Linked DNA regions of Homo sapiens: region 2 is linked to region 1. The links are chromatin contacts, found by POLR2A ChIA-PET in ENCODE. All regions are on one chromosome and are shown on one strand. The core of a region is the stretch at or near the end of the contact, and the rest is flanking DNA. Distances in the headings are between cores, read along the strand shown.

Region 1 (7,469 bases), core at 3,213-5,712:
CCAGCCTGGCCAACATGGTGAAACCCCATCTCTACCAAAAGTACAAAAATCAGCCGGGCATGGTGGCAGGCGCCTGTAATCCCAGCTACTCGGAGGCCAAGGCAGGAGAATTGCTTGAACCAGGTAGGCAGAGGTTGCAGTGAACCGAGATTGCGCCACTGCACTCCAGCCTGGGCGACAGAGCGAGACTCCATCTCAAAAAAATAAAAAATAAAAAACAATTTTAACCCCCCTAAATTCAGATGTATGGGCCCAAGTAAAAACAAACAGTACATCATTACATCTGAATCTCTTCACAGCTGTGCCTCCAGGTGACACAAGTCTGAACCCACTGGCATTTCCTACCCTGATGTTTAAGGCATTGGCTTTCACAACAAGCTGGCCCTAGCAAAGCAATTTACTTGCAAGGAAGTTTGTCTTACAATTGCTACTGCTCCTGAGAATAAATTTGTCACATGTGGCTACTGCAGGTATCTATGTGTGTTATTCGAAGGCCATTCAAAGCTCACCATTGTAAAGCACAAATCCTGTTGTTTGAAGGAGCACCGGAAATATTAAAGGTGGCCATACATAATAGCACAAATAAGAAGTTACCTGTGGCTTTCTTCAAGCTGTTTCGAGGCCGAGCCGGCGTGGGGCGGAGGGTCTTCACGGGGTCTTTGGGACCTTCTTGGCAATCTCCCCCTCTAAAGCCAGGACAGCACCTCCATTCCAACTGTGTCACTGTCTTATACCTAGTGACATATCTAGGTCTGAAGTTCACTCGATACCTGTGGACAGAAGGGATGGCATCTCTCTTTACTGGCTGCCGTTACAAGCAACTTCCGGCGCTAGACCCAAATAAAGAGGACTCAGGGCATGCAGGACCCTGCCTGCTCTCCAGGCTGGCCCAGAGGGGATGTTGGTCTCCTCAGTCCAGATCTGACTGGGGGGTTCAGCCTAACTCAGATCAGCCTCAGGAAGGCAGGGGCTCCCCAATCCTCCACCTGCCCTGAGCACCCGTTTCCCAGCAAGGGGAACACACAGCTTAGAAAATCTCCACCAAGACTCCCATTTGAGAAGGATACTTTTCAGCCCCCAAACTGAGCTTTTGTTTCACCAAACTTCTGTTCTACAATTCAGTTTGTGGGGATTTGTTTCAGGTGTCACTAGAGATTGTTTTGTTTTGTGTTTTAAAGAAATATTCCTGGCCGGGCACAGTGGCTCATGCCTGTAATCCCAGCACTTTGGGAGGCTGAGGCCAGCAGATCACTTGAGGCCAGGAGTTCGAGACTAGCCTGGCTAACATGGTGAAATCTAGTCTCTACAAAAAATACGAAACTTAGCCAGGTGTTGTGGCGCATGCCTGTAGTCCCAGCTACCGCTGAGGCACGAGAATTGTTTGAATCCAGAAGGCGGAGGTTGCAGTGAGCTGAGATCACGCCATTGCACTCCAGCCTGGGAGACACAGCGAGACTGTCTCAAAAAAAAGAAAAAGAGGCTGGGCGCGGTGGCTCACGCCTGTAATCTGAGCACTTTGGGAGGCCGAGGCAGGCGGATCACGAGGTCAGGAGATCGAGACCATCCTGGCTAACACGGTGAAACCCCGTCTCTACTAAAAATACAAAAACATTAGCCGGGCGTGATGGCGTGCGCCTGTAGTCCCAGCTCCTTGGGAGGCTGAGGCAGGAGAATGGCGTGAACCCGGGAGGTGGAGCTTGCAGTGAGCCGAGATCGCGCCACTGCACTCCAGCCTGGGTGACAGAGCAAGACTCCAACTCAAAAAAAATAAAAAGAAAGAAAGAAACATCCCTGGCACCCTGCTCTCCATCATGTCTGTGTGTTTACCGCTGCACCTCCCTTTCCTGATGCTAGCAAAGGTAGCCACCAGCTTTTGCAGATGGCAGCTCACACTATTTGTGTCCACTTTTTACAAAGATGCCCTGGTTCATACTGTCAATGACAGAAATCAGGAAGCAGAATTGGAAGCACTCAAAAAGTCCTGTTGACAGTGCACATCCCCTCATGCCCTGGAATATCACACAGAGAGCTTTGCAGTGAGCTGGAAAGTCCTCCAGACTCAAGGCCGGGCCTGGGCCCACAACAGACTTTGACAGCCCTGCAGTCCCGGGCTCACCAGGGAAGGAGCCAGGAGTTCAGCCCCCGCAGCGGCCCCTGCTCACAGCACAGGCAAAAGCCACAGCCACACAGGATGGGGCCTCCCTACTTCAGCCCAATTGTGATTTCCTGCCTTGCAAATCATCTCTCTTGAAGCTCTTCAGCTCCTCTTCATTTCTTACACCAGCACCAGCAGCTGGCCTTCTTCTTGAGCCAATTCCCAGAAAGCAATAGGCTGAGTGTCACTTTTTCAGGGTTGCTGAGAGCTGCCCATGGGGGGAGGCGGGACAATAGCAGCAGCGGGGTTACCCAGCAAAGCAACTCCCTCCCAAGCACCAGCCCTGTGGCAGGTGGACTTCAAAGTTACCTCCCTGAGGAAAGCACAAATCATGTGCTGGACCTTTGACATCCTCCCCGAGGGTCACACACTGACAATTACACTCTGGGTATAGGATCCACCCCGCTGGGACTGGCTAGGCACCCTGCAGAATCCCAAGAGGGCCCTGCCGACAGCTAGGACCCGCCAAGCCCATTAGACCTCCTAGCACCTTCCACTGTCCCTGTTTCCTTTGGTTTTTGTTGTGTTTTTTGTTTTGTAGAGATAAGTATCACTTGGTCGCCCAGGCTGGAGTGCAGTGGTACAATCATGGTACACTGCAACCTCAAACTCCTGGGCTCAAGTGATCCTCCACCTCGGCCTCCCAAAATGCTGAGATTACAGGCACCATGCCTGGGTCATATTTTTTTTTTTTTGAGATGATGTTTCACTCTCGTTGCCCAGGCTGGAGTACAATGGCGCGATCTCGGCTCACTGCAACCTCTGCCTCCCGGGTTCAAGCGATTCGCCTGCCTCAGCCTCCCAAGTAGCTGGGATTACAGGCACCCACCACCATGCCTGGTTATTTTTTGTATTTTTAGTAGAGACATAGTTTCACCATGTTGGCTGGGCTGGTCTTGAACTCCTGACCTCAGGTGATCTACCCACCCTTTAGCCCCCAAAGTGCTGGGATTACAGGTGTGAGCCACTGTGCCCAGCCAATTTAAAAAAATTTTTTTAAGAGATAGGGTCTCACTATGTTGCCCAGGCTGGTCTCGAGCCCATGGCCTCAAGTGATCCCCCAACCTCAAAGTGCTGGGATTACAGGCATGAGCCACCACACCCGGCCTGTTTGCCTTGATCTTTAGGGCAGTGGTTCTTAGCCTGAGCCATCAGAATCACCCAGGAAACTGTGAAAAAATACCCACGCCTGGGTCTCACCCTCAGAGGTTTTGATTTAAGGGGTCTGGGGTGGCAGCCAGGCATGCAGATGTTAGAAAGCTCCAGAGAGCCTTTTCCAAGGAAAACTGAAGAGGAAGCCTGGTAGTAAAATGGAAAAACAAGGGCTGCTCGGGCAGTTGGGAGGATGAGGAGAGGAAAGACCTTCCAGGCTCTTCCTTCTCTCATTGCTGTCCACCTCCACCAAGGCCCTACTATACATTTTCCCCTTTTCACAAGTGAGAAAACAGAGGCTCATGGGGTTAAGCGACTTATCCAAGTTCAAACAGCCCGGAAGGGGCAGGGCCGTTAAACCCAAGCCTCCTCCCTGCACCCCACACAGCCGTTCTCTCAGGCGATGCCTTACATTGGAGGAAGCGGCCCCACCTGGAGATGTTCCAGAAGGCCCTAAGGGCTGGGTAAGAAGGTAGGCAACCCCCACTTCGGCCAACCCATTCCTGAGCATCCCACCCGTGGCCAGGTACACACCAGCCCTCGGTCCCCACCACCACCTAGCAGGAGTCCTCTGTGTGGTCCTTGAAAATGTAAAAAGGGAAGAAAGCATCATTGCGCTGGATTGTTTTGCGTTCTCAAGTAGAGCATAATGCTGGAAGAATGTGTAATCTCAGAAAAACGTGGTTCCTCTGAGCATTCAGACTGAATGTGAAATGTGTTTGCTCTCGGGTTTTGTTCATCGGCCAGGAGATGACGGCCCAGGCCTGCATGAAGCTGTCTCAGAGGAGGCTGAGCCAGGCCAGGCAGAGCACACTCCTGTGCCCATTGAAGAGGAACGGCCCCCACTCCAGCCCAGCAGCGGGCTGTGACCTCTGTCATGCCCCAGAGCGGAAGAAAGGCCTTGCTGTGCCAACACACTTTGTTCTTTTCTTTCAAGGCAATTTTATTTTGGGGCCAGCTCCCCAGCTCCTAATGTAGGAAAGTTCCCTGGAGCCTGGAGCCCCCACCCCTCCCACTCTACACATGTTCCCCACTCCTGCTCCGCGTCTAATCTGCCTGCTGTTGAGTTTCTGGCCAAGGGAGTTCAGGTTGAGGCGCTCCTGACAAGTTTTCAAGTCTAGCATGGGGAAGAGGACTTCCTGGCTGGCATCAACAGTTGGAATCCATCAGCAGCCACCTCCTGCGGTGAGAAAGCTCCCTAGGGATGTCGCATGACGATGACAAAGCTGGATCTCAGAGGTGGCCTTGGGCCCTGCTAGTCAGCCCTCGGGCTCAGTTGGGAGCTCAGGGGGAGGTGGAGATGAAAGGGTTGTCCAATCCCAAATCCCTACTGGGATTTTCCCAGCAGAAAGGGGTTCCCACTAAGACAGTAGCCAGCTAGAAGCTTTCCTAGAGGATGGGGAGCAACAAAGGAGGATTCTGGGTCACCCTCTTCATCACCCAAGGCACTGCAGGAAAATAGCTAGTGAGCTTTAGAAAATGCCAAGGAATTTTCAGCAAAATTATACCTTAATTGGTGGAGGGTGCTCGTACCTTTCTAAAAGTCCCCAAGTCGTTGTCAAGTGCAGCCAAAGTGGAAAAGCCCCAGACCCAGGACCCACTTCCTCCCTTCAGGGAATCGGCCACCCTCCTAAGAGGACCAGGCAGGGGACATGAAACAGAGACAGGCGGCCCAAGCATCCCCAGGGGCCCCGGGCTGTGAGCACACGGGAGATGCTCACTCGATACAGAATCAGTCAACTAACTGCAGTGTGGGGGTGGCCAAGCCGAGGGACCCGCAGCCAGAGGAAAAGTTAAGGCGGCGGGGCTGCGCAGCGCTGGAGGGGCGGACTCGGCTGCAGCCCTGGCTCCCTTCCCAGCCTCGGCTGTGACTGTGATGGTGCCCCAGCCCTCTGGAGAGCCCCGTCCACAGGTGCCTTGGGTATGGGCGGGGGCGGCCCTTGGGGCTGTAACCCTGGGCCTGTCGCCCTGCCGCCTCGCCCCTGTGAACTCTCCCCCATTCCAGCCAAGTCTCCTTTGCCCGCCTCTTCCTCTAAAACCCTTTTCGGAGGTGAAAACAAGGGTTTCCCATTTTAATGGGTTCAGCAACCGTGTCAAGACACTAGACTGGCCCAGGAGATTCTAATGAGAAGGAAGGTGTCAAAAAAAAAAGTCCTGGAAAAGTTGTGTCAGCGTCCAGGGACCATATGACTGGAAGTGTCCCTGTTAAAACAAAATGACAGTACCTCCACTTGATGTCACCCCCACAAAGACTCCTTCTACTGACTCAAGTTGAGACCTCCTTCATAACACGCCTCAGTTCACACTTGTGTTTGCTTACTCCGTGTTTGTCCTCCCTGCCAGACTGTAAGCCCCATGAGGATAGAATTCCTGTTGGTTTTGTTCACTATAACATCCCATTTTTAAAAATTAATATACTAGGCTGGGCACAGTGGCTCATGCCTGCAATCCTAGCACTCTGGGAGGCCAAGGACTGAGGATTGCTGAGCTCAGGAGTTCGAGAACAGCCTGGGCAACATAGCAAAACCTCATCTCTACTAAAAATCTTTAAAAGTTAGCCACGCATGGTGATGCACACCTCTTATCCCAGCTACTTGGGAGGCTGACGCAGGAGGATCATATGAGCCCTTGAATTTGAGACTGCAGTGAGCCATGATCACACCCATTGCACTCCAGCCTGGGCGACAGAGACCATACCTCAAAAAATAAATCAATCAAATTAATATACTTAACTTTCTTTTTTTGGGGGGGGTGTTGGGGGCAGGGAGGACGGAGTCTCTCTCTGTCGCTCAGGCTGGAGTGCAGTGGTGCGATCTTGGCTCACTGCAACCTCTGCCTCCTGGGCTCAAGCGATTCTCCTGCCTCAGCCTCCCTAGTAGCTGGGATTACAGGCATGTGCCACCACGCCTGGCTAATTTTTTTGTATTTTTCTTAGAGACCGGGTTTCTCCATGTTGGTCAGGCTGGTCTCGAACTCCCAACCTCAGGTGATCCGCCCGCCTTGGCCTCCCAAAGGGCTGGGATTACAAGCATGAGCTACTGCGCCTGGCATGGCTGTTAACATTTAAACCAATTAAGATTGAACATTTTGTTCCTCAGTCAAACTAGTGTATTTCACAGACTTAACAGCACAAATGCCAGTGGCCGCACTTGCAGTGTTGGGCAGCGTGAACATCTCCATCATCGCAGAATATTCTACCTGACAGGGCTGCGCTGGGGATTCATGAGACTGTTGAGTAATCAGCAGCAGGCGCGCATCTGTTCACGTCTTGATCCCTAACCCCCATCAACCCATCTTCTCTCTCCCCCGACATCCATTCCAGACCTACGAATGGAATCTTCCCTGAAAATACCCACATGTCCCAGAGGGAATCATCCCAGGGGACCATCTCGCCAGCTGCTCCACAAGGCAAGGCTCCTTGCCTTGTGTTTACAGCACTGACCTGGGTTTTATTTTGACACAGGCTACTAAAACTGCACAGAACCAAAACCCGTTGCCCCCTTGGGGACACTCGCTTAATGGGATTTCTCTGGAGAGCCGACTTTTAGTAAATCCCTCTCCTTCCAGTCATTGGTTGCCCCCAGAGGCCTGGAGCCAGCTCTTCTTGCTCCATTCATGTGTGTGGGAACACAGTATTGACTGGAACGGAGCCGGGAGGATGGAGGAAGAAACCAGAAAGGAGGTGTTTCCCCAGGGATGGTAGGAAGTACCCTAGCCAGGCAGGGGGGAAGAACTGCCTGCCCCAAAGAAGGAAAATGAGCATTGCCAGAAGACTCCAATTCTCACACAGGGCAGACTGGGTTGGGTTACCCGGAATCCGCTACTGCACTAAGTTTCCACAGAGCAGTTCATTCCAGCCACAGTAATTCATTCTTTTCAAGTTTTGGTAAAATACACATAACATGAAATTTAGCCTCTTTTTTTTTTTTCCTTCCTTGAGACAGAGTCTCACTCTGTTGCCCAGGCTGGAGTGCAGTGGCGTGATCTCGGCTCACTGCAACCTCCACCTCCAGGGTTCAAGTGATTCTCCTGCCTCAATCTCGCAAATAGCTAAGATTACAGGCACCTGCCACCACACCTGGCTAAATTTTGTATTTTTAGTAGAGACAGGGTCTTGCCATGTTGGCCAAGCTGGTCTCGAACTCCTGACCTCAGGTGGTCT
Region 2 (7,469 bases), core at 1,276-3,775, 300 kb before region 1:
TCCTCAAGCAAAGCATTTATAATACATGTTTAAAATTCTTCAGTTTCAGCCAGGCGCGAGGGCTCACGCCTGTAATCCCAGCTCTTTAGGAGGCCGAGTCGGGCGGATTACCTGAGGTCCAGAGTTCGAGACCAGCCTGGCCAACATGGTGAAACTCCATCTGTACTAAAAGTACAAAAATTAGCCGGGTGTGGTGGCAGGAACCTGTAGTACCAGCTACACAGGAGGCTGAGGCAGGAGAATTGCTTGAATCTGGGAGGTGGAAGTTGCAGTGAGTGAGATCGCACCACTGCGCTACAGCCTGGGGGACAGAGCAAGACCCTGTCTCAAAAAAAAAAAAAAAAAAAATTATTCAGTTTCACCCAAAGGTCGTTGTCAAATAGATACTTAAAGAAATGTGTCATTAAGCCCATTATAATAATTCAAAACCTAGGAATAAAATAGTTACAAAGGCAGAGATTCAGAAAACTCTTCTATTCTCACAAATTATGAGGGTTTGTAAATTTCATAATAGAATCATGCATTGAGTTTATTTTCAAGATTAGAATTATTAATCACATATTCAAATTTAGCAGTTACTACCATATTATCATAGAAAAAACAGCTTATATTTAAAATGGTTAACACAAATTATTTACAATTTACAACAGTTTTCCAACATAAGGATTTGGAGTTTTACTTTGGATTTTTCTTATTTACTTAATTCCAAAATCTATCCCAATGGGATCTCTCTCTCTCTCTCAATCTCTCTCAGATAGTTTTTAAAGTGGGTCTAGAGTGATTTACTCAAAACAGGTTGGATTATAAGCAGCAATCTCATTTGTGGTGAGATTCAGTATATTAAAGATCATCTTTGGCCGGGCGTGGTGGTTCATGCCTGTAATCCCAGCACTTTGGGGGCCGAAGCAGGCAGATCACCTGAGGTCAGGAGTTTGAGACCAGCCTGGCCAACATGGTGAAAGCCCATGTCTACTAAAAATACAAAAAGTAGCTGGACGTGGTGGCACGCTCCTATAGTCCCAGCTACTTGGGAGGCTGAGGCAGGGGAACCACTTGAACCCGGAAGGCGGAGGTTGCAGTGAGCACAGATCGTGCCACTGCTCTTCAGCCTGGGTGACAGAGTAAGTAAGACTCCGTCTCAAAAAAAAAAAAAAAGATCATCTCGGTGTGCATTATTTGTGGGTAGAAAATAATTTTTGTGAAGTCTTTTGCTTGATCATGCTTTACACTGCCAAAGAGCTTTTACTGTGACCCCATACTATAAACTCGGCCCAACATCCAAACTGACATTTGTCTGGGAGAATTGTGTGTTTTACACACATAAAGGAAATGTCACTGGAAAAACTTATAGTATACTGAAAGCTCATTAGCAATTCATAGACATTACATAAAAATGATAAGGGAGATAGTATACATCTGAATATTCACAGGGATTTAAGAAAGCTTTTGATATGTAATCCCAGGGTGTGGATTAACCTCCAAAATTAGCCGATGACTACTCAGCTTGGAATTTCATGTTCTAGAAATAACAAGCTGTGAAGTATATACAGAACAGGCCCCAAATCCTTCTTTTCTTCCCTGACTTAAAGCTAAAGATAGCCAGTCTCAAGTGACTGCAAACCTAAATGCCTCACTGGGTGGAATTCTTTGGAGAATAGAATCAAATACCTTTCTGACTTAATCCTTGACCACCGCTTTAAATGAAGAATTTCTCACATTGGTATCTGGAGCTCCAGAGAAAAGACTACAAGCTCTGCAGTCAAAGTGATGTGTGGTGTGTGTGTATTTTAAACCCATTTCTCTTGCCATGTGGTGATAATAGAAAAGTTGTTAGCTGGGGAAAAGGTATTAGGGTGCTAAATTGAGTAGTAATGGAAAGAAAGGATGGTGAAGCAACTATGGGAGCTGCAAAATAGTTTTTTATTTTATTTTTAAAAATTCATTTTTTACAGTCATGGAGTCTTGCCATGTTACCCAGCTGGTCTCGAACTCCTGGCCTCAAACGATCCTCCTGCTTCAGCCTCCCAAAGTTCTGGGATTACAGGCATGAACTGCCACTGCTGACCTGCAGAATACTTTGTAATGAAAATTTTATAGAGATATGAGCAATACTTTTGATCCGAAGCCGAATTGAGTGTCACTGAGTCATTTGGTCAAACAGCACATGTCACAGCCGTTGGTATCACAGCGCTTTTCTTAGGCAAAGAGGAACCACTGAAAACCCTCCAGCACAAGAAAGAGCAGAGCCAGAGTGAGCTTGAGTCCAGTGTGAAATTACCTAAACCAATTATAGAAGAAGAGCATGCCAATTAACATGTTCTACCCTGTACTTCATCTAAACGGGGAATGCGGGAGATTAGAAGTGGCCAGTGGATTTCTTTTTCCAGGCCATCTCTGATCAGATAGTCCTGTCTGCTCGAGCCATGTTGAGACAGCTGTCTGAAGCTGCTGGCAGGAAATAGCACTGCATCAACTTGCAGGGTCTTCTGTGTTTGGAGAAGGTTATGTTGCTGCACCTGCCACACAGCTGCGATTCTTAAGCCAGTCCCACCCTCTCCATTTCACATCTGAGGGAACTGAGACTGTCAACTTACTTTCTTCGTGTGCATTTATTTAAAATCATCCAACTTTGGGAGGCTGAGGCAGGGGGATCGCTTGAGCCCAGGAATTTGAGACCAACTTGAGCAACATAGTGAGACCTCATCGCTATTTATTTAAAATAAAATCATCCATATCATGACATATATGCTTGTCAGAACTCTGTTCTCTCAGACAAAAAATTATGAAGCTACAATTAATCTATTGCATTACGTGCTAATTCTGTTCAACCAAATTTAACCAATTCTGAGCGCCTGCTGTTTGCCCATGACTCATTCTTCCTCAGGAGTAGGAATAGAAGTAAATGTGGATCAGGCCAGGCACAGTGGCTCATGGCTGTAATCCTAGCATTTTGGGAGGCCGAGGTGGGAGGATTGCTTGAGCCCAGGAGTTTAAGACCAGCATAGGCAACATAGCAAGAGCCTGTCTCTACAAAAAATAGAAAAAATTAGCTGAGTGTGGTGGTGCACACTTGTAGTCCCAGCTACTTGGTAGTCTGAGGTGGGAAGATTGCTCGAGCCTGGGAGGTGGAGGTTGCAGGGAGCTATAATCACACCATTGCACTCCAGCATGGGAGACAGAGCGAGACACTGTCTCAAAAAAAAAAAGTAAATGTGGATCAGACACAATCCCAACCTCAAAGGTTTGGCAACATAATAGAAGAGACACATATCCAACCATAATTTTGATAAATGTTATATTTAGTAACTTGAAGCAAGGAACCCTGATGCAGAGAGGCAGGAACGATTCATACTGTGTCATATTTTAGGGAAGAGTTTATTGAAGAAGTTGCATTTGATCTGAATCTTGAAGGATGAGTTCGGGTTCTGTTATATGGAGGAGAGTGTTTGTTTGTTTTAAGTGTAGAAAATGAATAACGTGCTTTAGGGACGGAGGGGTGTATGTGTATGTGAGAGAGAGAGCTGGGGAAAGGAAGGAGCTGACTGAAGCCAGTATTCTTCCTTCCTCTCCCTTTCCATCATGTTCCCTACTCCCAAACCTCCTTATGATCGTGTCCACAAGTCTGAAGAAATGAAATGCAGACAGAACAATTGGAAAATGGAAGCATCATGTGGGTCAGCAGCCAGGCTGCCGGTTCAAATCCCTCCTCTGCTGTTCCTGGCTGTGTGACTGGGCAAGTTCCTGAAACCCCCATGCCTTGGTTTCTTCATCTGGAAAATGAGGTTAAAAACAGCACTATCTCATACGGTGGTTGTGAGAACTGAACTTACCAATGTATGCATAAAGCGCTTAGAGCATTGCCTGGCTCATAGTCAATTCTCTGTGTCAGCTATGTTAATCAGGGTTATTGACGTCATCTGTGCGTGCGAAGTGGGCTGTCTGAAAGGGAAACAAGTGAAACCCAGTTCCTCTTTTGGGCAGAAAATGGTTTAAGTAGAAAAGCCTGGTCCAGCACCATAGCCACTGGCTACTGAGAACATGAGGAAGTGGTGAAGAATCCAGGCGCCACGTACAGACCCAGAAGACAGGGTCCCAGGGAGAGGCCCGCCTGCGTAGTCCACTCTCCGAGGGCTGTGAGGCTTAACCAGATATGGAACAGTCAGAAAAAGGGAGGCTTTCAGCTCTTACTTGTCAGAAGTTTCCTTTCATGATTTATATTATAAATTCTTCCAAGGCAAGAGCCATGTTTGTTTATGACATTGAATAAAACACTTAAATATAATGATCGTTCAATACAATGATATTGCAGGCCGAGCATAGTGGCTCACACCTGTAATCCCAGCACTTTGGGAGGTCAAGGCAGGTGGATGACCTGAGGTCAGGGGTTCGAGATCAGCCTGACCAACATGGTGAAACCCCATCTGTACTAAAAATACAAAAAACTAGCCAGGCGTAGTGGCCGGTGCCTGTAATCCCAGCTACTGGGGAGGCTGAGGCAGGAGAATCACTTGAACCCGGGAGGTGGAGTTTGCAGTGAGCCAAGATGATGCCATTGCACTCCAGCCTGGGCAACAAGAGTGAAACTCTGTCTCAAATAATAATAATAATAATAATAATAATAATAATAATAATAATGATATTGCTTCTAACAACATGCAAGAATGTTAGCAGGAAGAATGTTTTGCTCTCATCCTACACAGATAGCCAGCAATAAAACCCCCAACAGAAAGCCTTCCTCTCTGTTACATCAATAGTGGTCAACTTTTTAAAAAGCTTATTTATGTATTTATTTGTTTTATTTATTTTTAAAAAGCTTATTTGTTTGTTTGTTTTATTTATTTTAAGACACGGTCTCACTCTGTTGCCCAGGCTGGAGTGCAGTGGTGCGATCATAGCTCACTGCAGCCTCAGCCTCTCAGGCTCAAGCTATTCTCCCACTGCAGCCTCCAAAGTAGTTGGGACTACAGGTTTACACTCAGCTAATTTTTTGTAGTTTTTGTAGATTCAGGGTCTTGCTTATTGCCCAGGCTGGTCACAAACTCCTGGCCTCAAGTGATTCTTCCACTTCAGCCTCCCAAAGTGCTGGGATTACAGGAATTACATGCATAAGCCACCATGCCTGGCCTAAAACCTTTTAAATTATAATATAACATGCACACAAAAAGTGTGCATATTATATACTGCAAATTTTTTTTTTTCGAGATGGAGTCTCACTCCGTCGCCCAGGCTGGAGTGCAGTGGCACAATCTCAGCTCACTGCAACCTCCGCCTCCTGGGTTCAAACAATTCTTGTGCCTGAGCCTCCTGAGTAGCTGGGATTACAGGTGTGTGCTACCATGCCTGGCTAATTTTTAGTATTACTAGTAGAGATGGTATTTCACCACGTTGGCCAGGCTGGTCTCAAACTCCTGACCTCAAGTGATTTGCCCGCCTCGGCTTCCCAAAGACTGCACACTTTTACAAATGAATTGCTTTAGTGAATTTTTGTAGATTGCACACACCCATGTAACTGACACCCAAATCAATAAACATTATTGACACCCAAGAAGCCTCCTTCTTGCGTCCCAACACACTACTGATTTCTAGTAGCATTAATTAGTTTTTTGTTTTTGTATTCTATATAAAAGCAATCATTCTGCTGTGCACTGTTTTGTAACTGGCTTTTTTCGGTAACTATGTTACATGATATTCAGCCATATTGCTGTGAATCGTCAACATTTTTCATGTAAGTTTATAGAGGAGGGGAAAGCACTTCATCAAGAAGTGTGATGTATTGCTGGTGCACTTCACGTAAGCCAATATGATTTACATTTATTTAATCGATGCTGCTGCTACCCTCAGTGCCCTGTTTACAGATGTTCCTGCAAGAACAAGAATTGTGTGTGTGTTTAATCATGAAGTTGTTTACACTTCAACTTACTTCATTTTGTTTCCATTCTGTTATAGGTATAAAAACCAGGTGCCAATAAATGTCCATGCAAACCCTGGAAAGTATATTATTGAGAGTCGATATGGGATGCACACTCTGGAGATTAATGGGTAAGAGAACATTAGTGTCCATGTGTTGCTCACCATTGCTCAGGGAGGCTTCTCACCCCTGCAGTTAACAGCCACTCTCCCCACTTCATCCCAATGCTGTGTGATCACACTGAGGGACATTCGTATACGGTGCTTCTCTGGGTGCACACCTGAAAGTGATATGTATGACTGATCCTTACCATACCCACACTACCTCCCAAAGTGATTTTATATTTGGATTCGGTCAAAGATGATGAGAAAAAAACCAATTTGCATGTTTTTATTTATCTTTTTATATACTTGGGAATTTTTCTTAGATGTAAGTAAGAAAAATATGTTGCATAAAGAGGCATTTATATTCAGTAATCATTTCAGAGTCCCAAATCAATATCATCATCACAGTCTCTTGTTTTTAATAACTAAAGGCCATGGAGATCCGGGTAGGTGGCATTGAATGTGGGCTAAACTTGGAGATAATGTTCTTTCCTTCAGCTTGCCAGGAACCATGGGAAAGTATGCACTCTGTCAATCTGTGTATGTGAAGCAGGCTAGACATTGAGATGTTTGAGCTTAAAGTAAAATCCAAAGCAAAATTTGAAAACGAAACCTACATCAAAATTCCTAAGTTCCCAAATGTTTATTTTGCCTCCCAAGATGATTTTGAAATTCAAACCTAATTAGGTCAATGAAAAGCTAAACAAGTTCCCAGAATTTTCAGTTTAGATAAAACCATGATGTGCCTAAGTGTCAAGGTGAAATTTATACCATTCATTCTCAGGAGACTTATAGCCTTCTCCTCAGATCAGAGGAGTTGGCCAAATGATGCTAGGACCCTGTGCCATTTGCCAGGCACTGACCCTGACCCAAAGTCAGGTCAGTTCTGCCAGTGGGTGGTTCTGCTAAAGCAACAGTGAGCTATGTGGTTACTTTCAAAATTAAGTAGTTATGAGAAGGGCAACTGTGTTTGCCTTGCTGGGGTTCTATTGATGTCTGTAAAATTTCAGCAAGAAAAAAAATTTACACAAATGAAACTAAACCCCGAGAAACAATGAAGAACACGAGAAACTGGTAATGATAAGACATAAAACAACCTGCTTTGAAACCTTAGCCTCTTCATCTCTCCATGAAACCATTCTCTCCCTAATGGTCCATTTTTATAAGAATTCCAGTTTCTGTATTATAACTTAGAAGAACATCCAAATGGCGCTTCTTGTGTGCTGTGAGCTGAAATTCCAAGTATGGCCTGAACCTTAGTGGAAATGAAGTGTAAATAACTTAGATGAGCTTTGAAGCTAGAACACATAGACCAACGTGGCTCAGGGAGGTTGTGGGAATCTACACGGAGGGACTGCTTCTTTCTCTTCCCTATTTCCTGGTTGCCCCCAGACTGAAACCCACCACAAGGGCAGGACAGCAGGAAAGCCACGCCCTCCAGTGTGCCTCTGGGTAGT

The links. ChIA-PET counts read pairs that join two places held with the same protein, here RNA polymerase II (POLR2A).
Region 2: POLR2A ChIA-PET joins it to region 1 with 11 read pairs in BJ. The contact joins two enhancer-like sites. POLR2A ChIA-PET finds 5 or more read pairs at or near these places in 5 of 52 experiments (BJ, H1, T-cell and 2 more).

What each region holds. Positions count from the first base shown.
Region 1 is chr18:2,878,265-2,885,733 of GRCh38, reverse strand. EMILIN2 (elastin microfibril interfacer 2) reads right to left here. Exons shown (of 8, transcript NM_032048.3): 3 at 595-770. Among named protein-coding and RNA genes, the nearest start is that of EMILIN2, 35 kb to the right of the region's middle. Within about 2 kb of position 4,462, at least 14 of the 41 ENCODE cell types and tissues checked have a DNase peak (open chromatin) inside an H3K27ac peak, as active enhancers do.
Region 2 is chr18:3,174,612-3,182,080 of GRCh38, reverse strand. MYOM1 (myomesin 1) reads left to right here. Exons shown (of 38, transcript NM_003803.4): 6 at 5,947-6,039. Among named protein-coding and RNA genes, the nearest start is that of MYOM1, 42 kb to the left of the region's middle. RefSeq lists enhancers at 3,752-4,141, 4,162-4,281. Within about 2 kb of position 2,525, at least 13 of the 41 ENCODE cell types and tissues checked have a DNase peak (open chromatin) inside an H3K27ac peak, as active enhancers do.